2 separate regions of the Homo sapiens genome follow, and region 2 is linked to region 1. A link is a loop called in an ENCODE intact Hi-C map of the cell type or tissue named here. Cell type or tissue: B cell. All regions are shown on one strand. Links, peaks and the distances in the headings refer to the core of each region. The heading gives the core; the rest is flanking DNA. Region 1 overlaps LCOR (ligand dependent nuclear receptor corepressor). Region 2 has its middle 45 kb from the start of PIK3AP1.

The links. Hi-C counts contacts between places; a loop is a spot of excess contacts. Peaks named below come from ENCODE experiments on the same cell type or tissue, not always from the same donor. Only the 100,000 strongest peaks of a DNase experiment are listed, where the experiment ranks them.
Region 2: a loop joins it to region 1, with 13 times the contacts of the local background. A loop is called at or near these places in 3 of 110 quality-filtered maps.

Annotation. Positions count from the first base shown.
Region 1 is chr10:96,908,995-96,911,911 of GRCh38, forward strand. All of the region lies in intron 4 of LCOR (ligand dependent nuclear receptor corepressor), which reads left to right. Among named protein-coding and RNA genes, the nearest start is that of LCOR, 78 kb to the left of the region's middle. In B cell, for the core only: CTCF peaks have their summits at 1,699 (motif pointing right) and 1,902; a DNase peak (open chromatin) is centred at 1,717; H3K27ac peaks cover 1,182 bases.
Region 2 is chr10:96,764,373-96,767,289 of GRCh38, forward strand. No RefSeq gene overlaps it. Among named protein-coding and RNA genes, the nearest start is that of PIK3AP1, 45 kb to the left of the region's middle. RefSeq lists a silencer at 1,514-1,603. In B cell, for the core only: CTCF peaks have their summits at 1,458 (motif pointing right) and 1,668; DNase peaks (open chromatin) are centred at 149 and 1,479; H3K27ac peaks cover 2,275 bases.

The sequences.
Region 1 (2,917 bases), core at 249-2,748:
GTGAGCCACCGCGCCCGGCCTTCTTCTGTCCTATACACTCTTAACTTAAATCATTGACCAGATTTTATCAGTTTTTCCCTCACAACGAATTTCATTTTTTTTCATTTCCACAATCATTACTATAGTTCTCTCTTAGTCTTCTTCAGTCTCTTAAATATTCCTACAAGGTTAAACTCCTCCCAACCCTCACCCCTCAAATGGTGTAGAAATGTTACCTTATACTTAGCCTTTGATGACTTTCTCATTGTCTTCTGGATTCATTAGCCTAACAGTGCCTCAGTACCCTCCACATTTTAACCACTTTTCTTTCTAATGATATCCCACTTGTCTTCTATACAGTTTTCTTTCAACTAAGCTATTTCTCTATAGCTAGAAATTCCTTTGTTTTTACTCTTAAGCCCCATCGTTCCTCTGCTTCTATTGCTGTTTCAGCCTTTCACACTGTTGTCAATATTATCTGTGCCAATTACTTGTCAGTTAATATTCTGCCTTATTTTGTTCATCCTTTTTCATATTTGAATCTTTTGTTCCTTACTACATTGTCAACTGCTAAAAACTAGACAGACCATGCTGTATGCTTCCTTGTACCCCTGCATATAACCATTGTATCACTATTTATCTGTGTTGGCAAGTTGCTTTAAAATTTGAAAGCCAACGTGTAGCCAACATAAGTGCTTTTTCATGTTCTTCTTGTATGGCTTCTTTTTCTTGTTTTCTACATGAAAAAGTTGTTGCTCTATTTGGAATGGTCTGTTTTTGTTGAATTGAGGAAGAACGTGTTTTAAAATTTAATCTGGCTCCAAAAAGAGAGACTAGAAAAGAAAGCAACATTGTTTTGAGTTAAACTTCCAGTGAAATTGAAGTTCATAATTTTAAACTCTGTGTGTGTGTGTGTGTCTCTGGTGGCTCTTTATTGAGCAAGCCATTTAATAGGAATTTTTGAAAAATAAAAAGAAGAAACAGTTACTAATTTTTTTTTCAGGTTAGGATGAGGAAGAGAGCCATTCTATGCTTGGTAGTTGTATATAGTATATTCTTGTAATATGATTGAGAGTTTTCCTTTGCTGTATGAGGGTAAAATATTGTATGAATTTTTTTTAAGAGACAGGGTATCACTGTGTTGCCCAGGCTGGACTTAAGTGATCCTGCTTCTTCAACCTTCCAAGTAGCTAGGACTACAGGTACATGCCACCATACCCAGCTTGTGTGAATATTTTTAGAAGAAAATACAGATAGAGAAAGTCATGAAATGGTGAAGCACTTAAAACAACTGTTTTACTGTTTGTAGTTCTACAGTTTTTAGTTGGTTTTCTAAATAGAAATAATTTTTCCATTTGACAGCTCAGCTGGTTCTGGGAAAGCTATTTTTCTCCGTTAGATACTATATCCTGTCTTTGGCATTTATTATTTTCGGAGACAGTCATACATCTGTAATGGAAAATAGTAAAAGAGAAAGCCTATATCATGTGAATTGTCAGATTTACAGTATTTCTTTAGTTGTGTTAGACTTAAAGTGTTTATATTGGAACTCTTTGCAGTCACTTGGAGCATCTTGTCCGAGAAGGACTAGAGTCTGGAAATTAAGTATTTTTTTTGTTTTGTTTTTTGGAAATGTATTATATCCGTTGGACTGAGGCTTGCATTTTAAGGCTGGCTTAAGATTCTAAAATAGAAAGAACTATCTGGAGAATATGGTAATAGCCAATAGGTGGCAGCATAGAGCATGGTACTGGATCTTGAGTTTGAGATTGGCATGGTGAGATAATCTAGGTAGTATTTGGAAAAGCACTTAGAAATATTGACCTGATATTTGGGAAGCAGCAGCTATGCATACTTTTAGCTAGTTGGATTTTCAGTAAATACTAACTCTGTAGAATGGATAAAGCAAATACATTATTTATATTTACCTTTAAAAACACGTAGGTGAAAAATACGAAGTAGCCTCTTTGGGAAGTAGAACAGGGATTCACCTAGAGATTAGTAAAAATTTTTGAACTGCACTTCAGGATCGCGCAGAAGTTAGAGAATGTAATTGTAAGGGAAAGGCAACTAACATGTTCTGAGCATCTACTATGTGCCAGTTATTTTTACATGTTCCCTTTTTTTTTTTTTTTTTTTTTTGAGACAGGGTCTTGCTCTGTTGCCCAGGCTGGGGTGCAGTGGTGTCATCTTGGCTCACTGCAGCCTCTACCTCCTGGGTTCAAGCGATTCTCATGCCTTAGCCTCCTGAGTAGCTGGAACTACAGGCGTGCACCAACACGCCCAGCTAAGTTTTGTATTTTTAGTAGAGACAGGGTTTTACCGTGTTGGCCAGGCTGGTCTTGAACCCCTGACCTCAAGTGATCCACTCGCCTCAGCCTCCCAGAGTGCTGGGATTACAGCGTGAGCCACCACGCCCTGCCACTCCTATTTAATCTTCAAAACAATCCTATAAAGTTGATTAAAGGCATCCTAGTTTTATAAATAAAGAAAAGGAAAGGGTCAGAGATGTTCAGTTATGGGCAAAATTACATAGCTGGGATTTGATCCATGTTTTTAGATGCATTTTGATAACAGTAGGAGCAGGAACATGGAAAGTGGAGAGCAAGAATTAAGTAGGTCTTGGAATTCAGTTGGAAAGAGGGAGGGAATCCTCAGTTGGAAATTTCTCAGTTGGAAAGAGGGAAAGTGTATTTGAAATGACCAATTCTAGCTATGTTAGGAATCTGTGAGTGACTGACTGACTGACTGCCTGACTGCCTCAGTTACCTGCTTACTTCTTTCCTTCCTCCCATTTTCTGTTTTATGGGCATAAAGTAGGCACTCTAAAATATTTATTAAATGAGTGACTAAGAAGTCAGGAAGCTTAATAAACTTGGAAAATTATAATAGCTGTTTTGAGTGTTTACATTTATACACAATTCTCTGTGTACTGCTT
Region 2 (2,917 bases), core at 111-2,610, 140 kb before region 1:
CATTAACACCTGTCAATAAACAGGATTCGAAATGGCAGGTGAGGAGCTACAGAGGGTACTGCATCTGGAAACCTGGTGGGCAATGGCTCAGAGTCTGAGGGCTGAAATGAGGAAGTGCGGTATCAGCATGGAGCAAGCCAAGCCCACGGGAGCAGTGAAATGGGCCAATACTTAATCAGTATGCACCACAGTCTCACCATACAGTGAGACCCAGAAAGACATTTGTTCTGCTAGAATGCACATTTCTGTTATGGGAATCAGCTCACTGCAGAAGTAAAATTATAGCCATCATCAGGGAAGGAAGAAGCGCTCAGCTCAGCTGCTACACTAATTGCATGAGCCCTTTCAGCTGTATTTTAGGAAAATGGCAATGAGCACACACACCCAGGGCCCTTTTCCCCAGCTCTCAGCCAGGTTGCACTGCTTCCTGGATCCACCTGACTAGCACTCAGAGCCCACCACCATCTGCACTCTTTCAACACTTGCCAGACCAGCTCTAATTAAAGTGTTGCCAGCATGTTCCCACTCTATCACATTGAACATTTTAAATATCTACTGTGACAGTCTCCAGCCACACTGAGGCAGTCTGGGCAGTCCAAGTTATCTCCTTATGTGCAAACCACTATTTTTATTAGCATTCTGGTTACAGATTTCCACAGATTACGAGTGATCTGCCTCTAACCCTATTTTCCCCATAAGCCCTATTACTCTTACTGCTTGATTTTGCCGAACACAAGGTTCTTGAGGAATGCCTAAGTGTTGGGTGCTCCACGCACTGCCTTGGATCCTCTTGGCCACACCTCGATTCCTGCTATTATTTGAGGACACAATTCTATGCAGGCTTCAACTCACCTCCTGTGGCCCTGCCTCACCTCAAGCATGCGCTGTACATCTTCCCCTGACCCCGCAAGGTTCTCCGATGCTGTGGTGCGACGTGCCTGCGGGAGCACCCCGGCACTCGCTGATGTGAAACCTACAAGCGCAAGGGCGTTACAACCTTCAAGATGACCCTCTGTCAATGCTAGATGGGAGTTCATGGGGGAACACTTACAACTTCTGCCTTTCATCCATTGGGTGGTCAGTTTGAGGCACTATCTGTATACAACTCCTCAGAAGTTGCTGTTGGGATGGAAGCCCCCGTGCCCACTGCAGTCACCAATGTGACTGGCTTGGTTTTCCTTCTTCCCTGGTCAGTTTCCTTAGTCTCCACCCCTGCTCCCTGGTATCACCACTGTCCACAGTAAACTACACACACAGTTCCTTGTACCAGGCTTGTCTTCCCAGGGGAATAAGACAGCATGTGCTGCATTAAAATGGAAACACCTTTACTTACTTTTACGTACTGTTAATCAACAGTCACTGCCCAGTTCTTCCAAGTGGCCTTTATCATCCCTTCCCTGTAACTTCCTGGGTCCCCGTTTGAGACTCCCCCAAAGGAGTAATGTCACGCACAGCAGGAGGCTGCCAGCAGGGGGCTCCAACCCTACACCAACATCTGTTCTGAAGGTGCCTCAGCCGGACTAGTGATAAATGCTTTAGATTTCACCCTGGCAGTGAGATACAGGTAAAGATAAGTGCCTATTCAAGCCCTATGTTCCTTTTACTGGCGATTCATGTAAACCACACTCCTAATGAATTGAGGACTAATTTTTTTTTTGAAACAGGATCTCTCTGTTGCCCAGGCTGGAGTGCAGTGGCACAGTCATAGCTCACTGCAGCCTCAACCTTCCAGGCCCAGGTGATCCTCCTGCCTCAGCCTCCCAAAGGACTAAGATTACAGGCAGGCATCACCACGCCTGGCTAATTTTTTTTATTTTTCGAAGAAACAGGGTCTCACTATGTTGCCCAGGCTGGTCTCGAACTCCTGTACTCAAGCAATCCTCCTGCTTTGGCCTCCCAAAGTGCTGAGATTACAGGCCTGAGCCACTGAGCCCAGACACAACTGTTTTAAAAGGCAAGGTCAGTGGACTAGGTATTTGAACTATACATTCATGGCCAGACGCAGTGGCTCACTCCTGCAATCCTAGCACTTTGGGAGTCCGAGGCGGGCAGATCCCCTGAAGTCAGGAGTTTGAGACCAGCCTGGTCAACATGGTGAAACTCCGTCTCTACTAGAAATACAAAAATTAGCCAAGTGTGGTGGCACGTGCTTGTACTCCCAGCTACCTGGGAGGCTAAGGCAGGAGAATCACTAGAACCCAGGAGGTGGAGGCTGCAGTGGGACAAGATCACACCACTGAACTCCAGTCTGGGTGACAGAGCGAGACTCCATCTCAAAAAAATAAATCAAATCAAATCAAATGAACTATACATTCATTATGGATGACTCAAAAAGGTTGGGTAAATATTAAAAGTAATAAGAGACCTAGGAAGGAAATAAAGAATTATGAGGCCAAAGGCCGGGCGCCGTGGCTCACGCCTATAATCGCAGCACTTTCAGAGGCCGAGAAAGGCGGATCACGAGGTCAGAAGATTGAGACCATCCTGGCTAACACAGTGAAACCCTGTCTCTGCTAAAAATACAAAAAATTAGCCGGGCGTGGTGGCCGGCGCCTGTAGTCCCAGCTACTCGGGAGGCTGAGGCAGGAGAATGGCGTGAACCTGGAAGGCGGAGCTTGCAGTGAGCCGAGATGGCGCCACTGCACTCCAGCCTGGCGGACAGAGCGAGACTCCCGTCTCAAAAAAAAAAAAAAAAAAAAAAAAAGGCCGGGCGTGGTGGCTCACACCTGTAATCCCAGCACTTTGGGAGGCCGAGGCGGGCGGATCACGAGGTCAGGAGATTGACGCCATCCTGGCAAACATGGTGAAACCCCGTCTGTACTAAAAAATACAAAAAATTAGCAGGCTTGGTGGTGGGTGCCTGTAGTCCCAGCTACTTGGGAGGCTGAGGCAGGAGAATGGTGTGAACCCGCGAGGC